Linked DNA regions of Homo sapiens: region 2 is linked to region 1. Evidence: chromatin loops called from intact Hi-C (ENCODE). Cell type or tissue: MCF 10A. All regions are shown on one strand. Each heading gives the region's core, and the rest is flanking DNA. Links, peaks and the distances in the headings are about the cores only. Region 1 overlaps LRRN1 (leucine rich repeat neuronal 1). Region 2 has its middle 200 kb from the start of LRRN1.

Region 1 (6,515 bases), core at 2,603-5,102:
GCTGAATCAATTCAAATGTGCTTTCTAGGTACCCAAATATGACAATAGGTTTAGGCTTGCAAATACTCACAGCTCTGGTGGGTCTTTTCTACATTTTGTGCTTAAGAAAACCTTGCAATTTAGCAAAAATCCATCCTACTGTTTGTGATTGAGACAAACCTGTTCTGTGATCCATCCTTTTCTCTAGACTCTGATGAAATCTAGTGTCAGTTGAAAGGCAAAAGAGATCCAATAAAATGGTGCAAATTGAATCACACTGATTTAATTAAAAATACATTCAGTGTTTGCTGTGTCACAGGGCCAGGAAGACCAGACCCTGCCCTTAAACAGCTTCTAATCTTAAGGGGAGTGTATAAGACAAGTACACAAGTTACTCAAAAAAAAAGAAAAGGTACATGTCAAAAGGGAGGAGTAAAGAGATAGGTGGATCTTTGGGAGGGAGGAATGAGAGTTACTAATTTGTGTTTGCTCTATTAGCACTATCTAATGCAACTTCAGAAATATTCAGTCTGCACTGCCTAGCATGGTAGCTCCTGAGTGGCTACTGAGCAAGTGAAACGTAGCTGGTGGGAATGAGAAATGGAGGTTTCACATTTTATTTCAATTGACTGGAATTACATTTAAATAGCCAGATGTAACCAGTGGCCACCACACTAGGCATGCACAGCCCTATATCTCCAAACTTAGTTGTTCATGAATCTGGAGATCGTTTTAAGGGAATGCACATTCTCATGCCTCATGGAGATTTTGATTCAGTAAGTCTGGGATGGGGTCTGGGAATATCTGTATATTTTTTAAAGCACCAGAGTCCTGTCATGCAGACCACGTTTAAAAAGATTCCAGCCTTAGTCTGGCTCTGACCTGCCACCACTCACAGGCTCAGAGGATCCAGCAGGCATGTCAGCTGGGGCCTGGTAACTGCAAAGACAGAGGTAGCCATGGCTTTGCTCTAAGCCACACTGTTTCATTCTTCCAGTCACTCATCAGAGTGTTCTCAGAGGTGACTCAAACTCTTGAAGTCCAAGGTTATGTTTTATTCATCCTGGTAGGTACTGCACTTAACACAGTGACTAGCCTGCAAGTGTTCAATGAAACAACAACCAGAGTACATCACAAAGTATATTTAGACCTTTCTTCATTTATTGCATTTCTCTCGCTATACCTGCGAGAACAAAGCCTGTCTGAAACAGGTGTATGGACTCGTAAAGTTCATGTAATTTGAATCCAGAAGGAAATACATAAGAATTCTTTTACCTAAACCCTTAGGATGGAAGCAAGCAAAGGTTTCCATCAGAATAGATCTCCTCTTTTCAAGTATCAGAGTACACCATTGCTCTCCTTATTTATTGTATTTGAATAAATGAAGAGCGGTTTACATAGAAAATAACTTAAACAAAAAATGTTCAGCCCTGTATGAAAGGCCATGACTCCCACCATATTCCCTAAAGAAAAGGCTGAATGAAACTTTTTAGAAATTAAGAGCTTTTGATGGCAAATTTGCTAGACAGGGCCTAGTAGAATGCTAGCCCTAGAGCAGGTACTCGAAAATGACTGTTGAATGCACAAATATGCCTTTTAGGTGTTTTGTACTTTAGGCATTTTAGTTACTTCCTATTAAAAATATATGTCATTTCTAGATCACATTCTTGGACAATGTAATTACAGAACATATGAAGTAAAAGTAATTCTAAAAACTAGCAGGGCAAATTAATATTATTGTGAGAAAGGTAGACATGGTTTTTGAGAACTCAGGAAATTATCTCTAGATTTTCCAACAACAACAACAACAACAAAAGAGAATGGGAAAACAGGATCCCTGGGAAGGCAGCTCTTTAGAATACGAGAATGAGCATAGGCTTCGGAGTCAACAGATTTGAGATTAAAATCCAGCTCCACACATGATACTTTTCTAGTCTCTGTGTCTTCCTTTGAGAGTAGTGTCAGCATCCTTTCCTCATGTGGTTGTCAAAAAGATGAAATGAGTTAATATGCACAAAATGCCTACACCATTTACCATCAGTGTATCCCATGATCTGGGTCAAAATGCTTGTTAGTTACGGATTGTGGATTCAAAAAAAGAGATGTTGAAGTCCCAATCCCAAGGACCTCAGAATGTGGCCCTTTTTTGGAAACAGGGTCATTGCAGATACAATTCGTTTAGATGAGGAGTAGACTACTGGAGTAGGCTATAGGCTAGGCCCCTAATCCAATATGACTGGTGTCCTTTAAAGACGAGGGAAAATGATGTGAAGACAGGGACACACAGCAAAAACACCATGTGACAATGAAGGCAGAGACTGGAGTTCCACAGCTGTAAACAAAGGAATGCCAAAGTTTGCCAGCAAACCCCCAGAAGCTAAGAGGCAAGGACTTATTCTCTTACAGGTTTCAGAGGGAGCATGGCCCTGTTGACACCTTGATGCTTTCATCTTGGACTTCTAGCCTACAGAACTGTGAAATAATAAATTTCTGTTGTTTTAAGCCACCTAGTTTGTGGTACATTGCCACGGCAGCCCTAGTAAACTAAAGAAGTGTAAGATTTTAAAGTAGTTAATATTGGGTTGAGCACATTGGCTCACACCTGTAATTCCAGTGCTTTGGGAAGCTGAGGCAGGAGGCTTGCTTGAGCCCAGGAGTTCAAGACCAGCCTGCTAACATAGCGAGATCCCATCCCTACAAAAAATACAAAAATTAGCCAGGCATGGCGGTGTGTGCCTATAGTCCTACCTACTTAGGAGGCTGAAGCAGGAGGACTGCCAGGAGTTCAAGGCTGCAAGTGAGCTGTGATCACCCCACTGCCTTCTAGTCTGGGTGAAAGAGTGAGACTCTTGTCTCAAAAAAAATAAAAGTAAAGTAGTTAATTAATATGTGTATTAACTGCCATCTAAATTATTTTTATATGAATGCTTATTTTATCAAATACTTAGAGTCCTGACTTTCCTTACCCTACTTCTCCCCATTGTACTCTTACTACACACAACTGATTATGAAAAGAGTTTGCTTTCTACTGTTGCCTGTATATCCTACAGATAGGGAGACAGAGGTACCTGTTCCTTAACTTTAAAAGCTGTGGTAAGCTCTATGATCTTTATAACTTCTTCTAGGACCCAGCAGGCTAAACTTATAATTATTCAAGAAATACCTTAGCTCTGTGCCAAAATCATTTTCCTCCCATGTTTTGAAAGTCACACACCAGATACAGTTTGAAGAATCTCGAGCCTTTAGTCTTTCACAGCCCTTTTAAACCCAAGATTCTATGACAGGCAAAGAAAGTAGGACGACGGGAAAAATTTTTTTCTGTTTAAATCACTTGTAAGATCAAGAAAGTTGTTTTTTTCTTTTTAAGAAATAGACTATTTGCATAGCTGGAATCATGAAAGTGGCAATTTAACATTATTGAATTGAGAAACTGACAGAAGGCCCAGCACAGAACAAAACATCAACCAACAACTGGGCTGTTTTTATTGCTCCTTTTCAGCACCAGCAAGTGTAGTTATTAAAAACTACCATGAAATCAATTAATTTTAGTCTTTTACAGATTATTTTAATTCTCTCCCTGTAATATGTCTATATGAAATAATTGCTTTGTAATTAGCTGCATGATTAAATGTTAAATGCCAAATCTTTACTTTGGCAGGCTTAATATGCCTGGAAGGCCCAGTTGCATTACTTCTGTTTAAGTCTTTCACAGTATAGCACTGGGTATTCTCACTTCGGACAGATTTCGCCATGCCCTGTTAGTAAGTGTTGCATAAGGAACTGGTTGCTACAATGGTTCCGGATTGTACATTCAACACTACACATACACCAGTGAAAAAATAGACTCGTCACTGTGGGCACTGAAAGTGCCAACATGTAGGCGGCTAATACTGAGCCATAGATTTTTGGATGCTGATCAAGTCAAGCAATTCCATTAGACTACATCAGATTTGCTTTTCTCCCAGACTGAATTAAGTTTAGTTTGTAATGGTGAGGATAATTCTCCTCATCAAGAAAATGGCTAACATTTTCACATTCATTTCAGAACATTTATTGCATTTTTCTCTGCTCATCTAGAGCTCTGCGCTGTCTTTTGTTATATTTTTTAAACCAGTAGTAATCTGTACTAATTATCTGACATTTTAACAACATTTTTATTTAAAAAAAAAAAAAACTAACATCCAATGTCCTTAAGACGGGAGCCTTTAGCTCTGATCTAGTGATATTTCTCTAAAGAGCCTGACTGCTTAGGGCTTCCTAATTAGAAGACGAAGTGCTGTTTAAACTTTAGACTAAGAAAATGTCAAGAACATATCCCTTCCACATTAAAATGTTCCTTTAAAATTTGAAGGCAGATGTACAGAAGTGTGCATACATTTAACATAGAAGTTCCCGCTAGTCAAGGTTAAAGACAGCAGTGTTTGGGTGAATGAGACAGTACTTGTCCTTTGACTTGATAGAACTCAACCACATTGAATGCCATCTTTTTTTAAAGAAGCAAAGTAACGCCATCTGCCCCTGAACTCTTAAAATAAACTTGATTTCAAATTCCTTTTCTAAACTATTTTTTATGACTATTTCTAATAAGGACTTAAAGAACTAGACATTTTTAATCGCCGCAAGAAAATGAAGTAGAGGTGTGCCTGCTTGTTGAAACCTTTCCTCTGAAAGCTTGGGGGCCACAGTGAGTCTTTAAGGAAGTGGCCAAAGACAGGGATGGGGAGCAGAATACAAAACAGAAACTGTGAAAGGTGCTTTACTTACATTCTTACAACACTGGGACAGAACATCAGTTTTCCAGCTTATAGATGGCAGGTGGTGGGGCTTCTCGGCCTCCATAATCACGTAGGCTAATTCCTGTAATAAATCTCTCTATCGTATCTTATCTATCTTATCAATCAATCAATCAATCACCCATCCTATTCATTCTCTTTCTCTGGCAAATCATGACTAATTCAAGTAATGTCACAATTCCCGCAGCTATAAGTGAACCAGCTGAAGTTAAAGTCAAGTTCGTTGCACAGGGCCTTTCTGTGATACCACCTGCCTTAATTGTCTTATTGGACCCCAAGAGTACATTGCAGCCTTCTTTTAGACACGTAGAAGAAAGCTAACTTGTAGAGCGAAACCTTGGTTAACTAGAGCATTAGGCTCAGGGAATGTGCAAATTTAATTTTCTGTTTGACTGAAGGTTTCCTAGAAAGCTTTTATAGTTTCAAATTGTAATACCTATATTTTTGCCTTTAATAAGGGTGGTTATATATTTTTTACTAAGACATAGTTTTCTTCAAGGCCCTAATAATGAACTCATATTGGAATATTTTTTTTTCTTAATTGAAAGCCCTGGTTAAATTATTTTCTTCCAATCTTCCCTTTTCTTCTAAAAGTGGACTGAGGGTGGAGGGGATCTAGTTAATTAGGATTTCTGTTAATCAGGTTTTTTAATTGTTTTGGTAAATTAAAATCAGGTGAAAGTTACATCCCTGAATTTGAAAGAGTTTCTTATTGTAGATTTTCCTTGATGCCAATGTGTTCCCCTATCTTAGTATGCATTTGAAACTAATGGTCCAATACTCAAAGTGCTCAGATCATCGATGACCTGGAAACCATAAATCCACCAGTGCACATTAGTGGATGGTCCTTAATTACACAGTCTAGGCTTGTGTAATCATATGGTGCAAAGGAACAGCTGAGAACATTAAAATGCATTATAAATCATAGTGCATTCTATAATAGCTCTTCAACTAATATGTTCATTATTAAAAGTAAAAAGAATAATTTTAGTTGAATATCCATATTGTCCTTCATAACCATTAAAATACAAAAGAATCCAATGCTATGATAAGATCATCTTTATTGGCTTACCTCCTATTTTTCTAATAGAAATTGTAGTTGCATTTTGAACTTTCAATATAGAAATTTTTTATATGAAGCAAAATTAAAGTTATCTCTTAGACTAAGAAAGGGTTATTTCTTAATAAAATAAATTTTAGAGTAAATTGCAGTGCAATCATATATGTCTAGGATGAACATGTACCTTAAAAATTTCTGTAGAGTTTTTGATTTAAGGGGACATAAACTATAGAATATTCAAATGGTTATAATAGTGAGGAAATACATTTTAATGGTGGTTTATTATTACTTCAAATTACATTTAATTGAGGATAATGAAGACATGGTTTGAAAACAAGATCAGAAAATGAGAATTATTTTATTGGAGAATTAAGCAACATTAAGTAGTATGCTATGCTTCAGCAACTTAGCACAAAATGTGAGCAAGTAGTTAGTTTATTTTCACTTCAGCGTTTTCAAGTCTCAAAAATCCAGCTAGTACCTATGTTGGCACTCACCAAAAAATTCTGGGTACACAAATATTACCATCAACATGTGGCTAGTAAGTAGGTTTCTGTACCATTCCAAATGCCCACAGGAATGATAGAAATGAATTAGAATAGTTTATTGAGCAACTCTTCTGTGTAAGGCACTGAGGGCAGTGGCAGGGGAGGTGGGGAGCTGTACACAAAGCAGTGGTATTC
Region 2 (6,515 bases), core at 2,123-4,622, 180 kb before region 1:
GAATTCCCAACCTCAGGAGATCCGCTCATCTCGGCCTCCCAAAATGCTGGGATTACAGGCATGAGCCACCACGCCTGGCCTAATCTCATCGATCTAACCTATAAAAAAGAGAATAATAACTTACTCACCTCATTGGATAGTTATGAAGATAAGATAGAGTATAAAGGGTTTGGCAGAGCGTCTGTCCTATGGTAAATGCTCGCTAACTGGTTAGCTACTATAATTTTCTATTTGTATCTATTCAAATCTCACTGCTTCTGCAAGTCTCCTAACAAAAAGTTTTGCCAAAATTTATTTTGCCATTGAAAGTAATGGCAAAAGCCACAATTTTGCACAAACCAAGAAGCCTTCTCTGCTTATCTTCCAGTCCAAGATTATCTCCTCTTCCTAGTATTCTTATTTTGTGACTTTTATAGAATCACTTGGTTGGTCTGGGTTTATGTTTAAAGTTCCTGACTACAGGTGAAATACTCTTGGAGAAAGAGACCTAAACTTCTAGCGTAACGCTGAGACACATCTTCATAGAATAGAATTGTTATTTTATGTCCCCAATTAAAGGGATTTTATTTTTGTGGATGTTTTCTTGGGTTGAGTGTTCTACTGATTTATTGAATGGTCTACTGATTTCTCATTATGTGAAAACTCCAGAGTCCTAGGTGTGTTTCTTCCAAGAGCCTAATTAATTCAGGCTGCTAAGGCTGCCACATGGACTCTGGTTTAAAGACTAGGCTATTTGGTGAGCAATTCTAAGTCCTATTTTGGAACACTAAGGTCATATACCTTTGGAATGCCAAATTACAAGATGCTTTGAAGGAACTTTTAGGGTAAATCACAATCTCATCCGTGTGCATCTGCAGTTAAGGTTTATAAAGAGAAGTTTGGTTCCTGATTTTCAGTAGCAGTATCATTAGTTTTTTAAAAACTACAGGAAATTTTACATGTATTTTGCCTCACAAATACCAACAATTAGGTCAGAATTCAGAAAAGTGGATTCTGTTTGCATAGAATTACATTAATTCTGCATTCTCTCATAGCAAAGTTGAAAGAGAGGATTAATCACTTATTCATGCAAAACCAATTCACATGAATCATTTATTTATCTTGTTCTGGTAATTTTGCAGAGCTCATTTTTACATGCCTCAGGTTGCAGATAAAGTGAAAACTCAGAGGGTGATTTACCCTCCACAATAAAGACCTGATGGCCGTGTAAACAGCATGCTTCCTATAGGAAATCAATAGGTAACCATGGAAATGACTCCACAATGGGAAATTCTATTTCTTTATGAACAAATCATCAAAAAGATCAATTGTAAGATGAAAAGGCTTTGCCTGTGCCCTATCTTTCGCAAAGGCTTTTGGTCTATGTAAAGAAGAAAATATGTGCCTTGGTGACAGTAAAGAATTATCTTAAAGCTGTATTGAGAATGAACATCACTTGTTACTTTATAAAGTTTGGGCTGAAATGTCTTGTCCTCCATTCCTGGAGGCCTAGCTAAGAAACTTATATCTAATGGCAAGAAGAATGTTCCAGAATACAGGATGCTTGAATTCTTGATCCAGCTTAATTTCTTTCTTTTTTTTAGGAAAAAAACAAGACAAAACAAAAAAACAAGGGTAATAATATCCAACGCCAAAGAGCCTTTGATAATTAAATAAGATAATAGTTGGTAAAGAATATAGTACAGTGCCCAGCACAGAGCAAGTGGAAAATGCTATTAACAGCCACTTGTACAGTGATGATAATTGCCCAAACAATATTAATCCCACTAGTAAAGGGTTTTCACATTACAGGTATTTTTTTTAAAACTTTCATCTTAGGTTCGGGGTACATGTGAAGGTTTGTTACATAGGTAAAGTCATGTTATGGGGGTTTATTATACAGATTATTTCATCACCCAGGAATTAAACCCAGTACCCAATAATTATCTTTTCTGCTCCTCTCCCTCCTCCCACCTTTCCCACTCAACTAGACCCCAGTGTCTGATGTTTCCTTCTTTGTGTTCATAAGTTCTTATCATTTAGCTCCCACTTATAAGTGAGAATATGCAGTATTTGGTTTTTTGTTCCTGCATTCATTTGCTGAGGATAATAGCCTCCAGCTCCATCCATGTTCCTGCAAAAGACAAGATTTCATTTTTTATGGCTGTATAGTATTCCATGGTGTATATGTACCACAATTTCTTTATCCAATCTGTCACTGATGGGCATTTAGATTGATTTCATGTCTTTGCTATTGTGAACAGTGCCACAGTGAACATTTGTGTGCATGTGTCTATATGGTAGAGTGCTTTATATCCCTCTGGGTATATACCCAGTAATAGGATTGACCCAGGCTAATTTCCAGCAGCAATGAGATCTTTTTTTTTTTTTTTTTTTCTTTTTGGGATGGAGTCTCGCTCTGTCGCCCAGGCCGGACTGCGGACTGCAGTGGCGCAATCTCGGCTCACTGCAAGCTCCGCTTCCCGGGTTCACGCCATTCTCCTGCCTCAGCCTCCCCAGTAGCTGGGACTACAGGCGCCCGCCACCGCGCCCGGCTAATTTTTTGTATTTTTAGTAGAGACGGGGTTTCACCTTGTTAGCCAGGATGGTCTCGATCTCCTGACCTCATGATCCACCCGCCTCGGCCTCCCAAAGTGCTGGGATTACAGGCGTGAGCCACCGCGCCTGGCCAGCAATGAGATCTTTAACAAGCAATTTCGTCTCAGTGGGCCTTGATTTCCTTATCTGTAAAGTGATCAGACGAGCCTAGGGATGGCAGTCTAATTTAGCCCATGGACAGATGGATGTTGCACGTATAGCATTATCTCACTTTCTCTTACTTGGAAGACATTACTAATCAATTGTAATCTTCTTTGTCACTGAGCTTGAACAGAGTCTCAAAATCCTTATTTACACATTTCTCCAGGCAGCTGCTGCCTATGGATCAGAGTTGTCATATGTAAAACATCCATTTACCTCTATGTGACCTTTAAGTTTTATTTAGCCCTGACATTACAAGAATCTGAAAACAAGCTTTAAGTACTGAATATTCATGTCTATTCAGCTAGTCTTAAGCAGACAATCCAACTAACAAGGATAGCACCAACAATAAACAATTATGATATTGTCTTTATTAAGCCAAATAAACTGTTTGATCTCATTAATGTCAAAATATTTATTTCAATGCTAAAGTTACTACTGAACCACTGACTGATAATAATGAAATGGTGTTTGTAGCACTCTGCTGCTGTTCACTTATCAGCTTAAGACACACAAGTAGCAAATCTGATTGCCGTTTTCATGCTTGCTCTTTTTTCAACAGTAGAGGGCAGCACAGCTATTTTTAAGTGTCGTCTTTGCGAGCCATTTGTGTGTGCCCACAGGCATTCTATACAATGGGTGCAAAGATGTGAGCTGTGGTGGGTTGCCATAGAAGAGTATGTTCACATGACAAAATAGCCTGCTTAATCAGATCTCTTGGATTGTGGTGTGGAATTTTCCTCTTTAGGCTTTCAGAAATTACCATTACCCTGTTAGTATTTACATGTTTCAGCATTTCATATTGATCCTTTTAATTTTGTTCTTTCTGTTGTTCTTTTCTTCCTGTTGTTACTTGTCTCACTTTAGAGGCAGTGTTATGTAGGTGAAAATATCACAGCTTTTGGCTTCTGAAGGTGTAGACTCTAATCCCAGCTCTCTTGCTAGCTCTGTGACTGAGCTGATCAGAATCTCAGAGCCTCAAGATTCTTTTTTAAAACAGATACAGAAATACACAATTGAGAGTTTTTAGCATGAAGTGGTGTTGAATTTTATCGAAGGCCTTTTCTATATCTATTGAGATGTGGTTTTTGTCATTGATTCTGTTTATGTGACGGATTGCATCCCAGGGATGAAGCCGACTTGACTGTGGTGGAGAAGCTTTTTGATGTGCTGCTGGATTCGGTTTGCCAGCATTTTATTGAGTATTTTCACATCAACGTTCATCAGGGATATTGGCCTAAAATTCTCTTTTTTTGTTTTGTCTCTGCTAGGTTTTGGTATCAGGATGATGCTGACCTCATAAAATGAGTTAAGGAGGAGTCCCTCTTACTCTATTCTTCGGAATAGTTTCAGAAGGAACGGTACCAGCTCCTCTTTGTACCTCTAGTAGAATCTGGCTGTGAATCTGTCTGGTCAGGCTTTTTTTGGTTGGTAGGCTATTAATTATTGCCTCAATTTCAGAACTTGTTATTGTTCTATTCAGGGATTTGACTTCTTCCTGGTTTAGTATTGGGAGGGTGTATGTGTCCAGGAATTTATCCATTTCTTCTAGATTTTCTAGTTTATTTGTGTAGAGGTGTTAATAGTATTCTCTGATGGTAGTTTGCATTTCTGTGGGATCAGTGGTGATATCCCCTTTATCATTTTTTATTGTGTCTATTCAATTCTTCTCTCTTTTCTTCTTTATTAGTCTGGCTAGCCATCTATCTATTTTGTTAATCTTTTCAAAAAGCCAGCTGCTGGATTCATTGATTTTTTGAAGGTTTTTTTTTTTTGTGTGTATCTCTATCTCCTTCAGTTCTACTCTGATGTTAGTTATTTCTTGTCTTCTGCTAGCTTTTGAATTTGTTTGCCCTTGCTTTTGTAGTTCTTTTAATTGTGATGTTAGGGTGTCGATTTTAGATCTTCCCTGCTTTCTCCTGTGGGCATTTAGTGCTATAAATTTCCCTCTAAACACTGCTTTAGCTGTGTCCCAGAGATTCTGGTATGTTGTGTCTTTGTTCTCATTGGTTTCAAATAACTTATTTATTTCTACTTTAATTTTGTTATTTATCCAGTAGTCATTCAGGAGCAGGTTGTTCAGTTTCCATGTAGTTGTGTGGTTTTGAGTGAGTTTCTTAATCCTGAGTTCTAATTTGATTGTTGCATTGTGGTCTGAGAGACTGTTTGTTATGAATTCCGTTCTTTTGCATTTGCTGAGGAATGTTTTACTTCCAATTATGAGGTCAATTTTAGAATAAGTGCAAAATGGTGCTGAGAAGAATGTATATTCTGTTGATTTGGGGTGGAGAGTTCTGTAGATGTCTATAAGGTCTGCTTGGTCCTGAACAGAGTTCAAATCCTGAATATCCTTGTACATTTTCTGTCTCATTGATCTGTCTAATGTTGACAGTGTGATGTTAAAGGTATTGATGGAACGTATCTCAAAGTAATAAAAGCTATTTATGAAAAACCCAAAGCCAATATCACACTGAATGGGCAAAAGCTGGAAGCATTCCCTTTGAAAACCGGCATGAGACAAGGATGCCCTCTCTCACCACTCCTATTCAACATAGTATTGGAAGTTCTGGCCAGGGCAATCAGGCAAGAGAAGGAAAGGGTATTCATATAGGAAGAGAAGAAGTCAAATTGCCTCTGTTTGCAGATGACATGATTGTATATTTAGAAAACCCCATCATCTCGGCCTCAAATCTCCTTAAGCTGATAAGCAACTTCAGCAAAGTCTCAAGATGCAAAATCAATGTGCAAAATCACAAGCATTCCTATATACAAATAATAGACAAAAAGGAAGCCAAATCATGAGTGAACTCCCATTTACAATTGCTACAAAAAGAATAAAATACCTAGGAATACAACTTACAAGGGATGTGAAGGACCTCTTCAAGGAGAACTACAAACCACTGCTCAAGGAAATAAGAGAGGATACAAACAAATGGAAAAACATTCCATGCTCATGGATAGGAAGAATCAATATTGTGAAAATGGCCATACTGCCCAAAGTAATTTATAGATTCAGTGCTATCCCTATCAAGCTACCATTGACTTTACTCACAGAATTATAAAAAAACTACTTTAAATTTCACATGGAACCAAAACAGAGCTCCTATAGCCAAACAATCCTAAGCAAAAGGAACAAAGCTGAAGGCATCACGCTTTCTGGCTTCAAACTATACTACAAGACTACAGTAACCAAAACAGCATGGTACTGATACCAAAACAGATTTATAGGCTGATGGAACAGAACAGAGGCCTCAGAAATAACACCGCACATCTACAACCATCTGATCTTTGATAAACCTGACAAAACAAGCAATGAGGAAAGGAATCCCTATTTAATAAATGGTGTTGGGAAAACTGGTTAGCCATATGCAGAAAACTGAAACTGGACCCCTTCCTTACACCTTATACAAAAATTAGCTCAAGATGGATTAAAGACTTAAATGTAACACATAAAACCATAAAAACTCTAGAAGAAAACCTAGGCAATACCATTCAGGACATAGGCATTCGCAAAGACTTCATGACTAAAACACCAAAAGCAATGGCAACAAAAGCCATAATTGATAAATGGGATCTAATTAAACTAAAGAGCTTCTGCACAGCAAAAGAAAATATCATCAGAGTGAACAGGCAACCTACAGAATGGTGGAAGCAATCTATCCATCTGACAAAGGGCTAATATCCAGAATCTACAAGGAACTTAAAGAAATTTACAAGAAAAAAACAACCCCATCAAAAAGTGGGTGAAGGATATGAACAGACACTTCTCAAAAGAA

Evidence for each region. Hi-C counts contacts between places; a loop is a spot of excess contacts. Peaks named below come from ENCODE experiments on the same cell type or tissue, not always from the same donor. Only the 100,000 strongest peaks of a DNase experiment are listed, where the experiment ranks them.
Region 2: a loop joins it to region 1, with 2.3 times the contacts of the local background. A loop is called at or near these places in 1 of 110 quality-filtered maps.

What each region holds. Positions count from the first base shown.
Region 1 is chr3:3,815,331-3,821,845 of GRCh38, reverse strand. The region is part of intron 1 of LRRN1 (leucine rich repeat neuronal 1); the gene reads right to left. Among named protein-coding and RNA genes, the nearest start is that of LRRN1, 19 kb to the right of the region's middle. In MCF 10A, for the core only: no CTCF peak of the experiment used is centred there; a DNase peak (open chromatin) is centred at 3,775.
Region 2 is chr3:3,995,143-4,001,657 of GRCh38, reverse strand. No RefSeq gene overlaps it. Among named protein-coding and RNA genes, the nearest start is that of LRRN1, 200 kb to the right of the region's middle. In MCF 10A, for the core only: a CTCF peak has its summit at 3,300 (motif pointing right); a DNase peak (open chromatin) is centred at 3,297.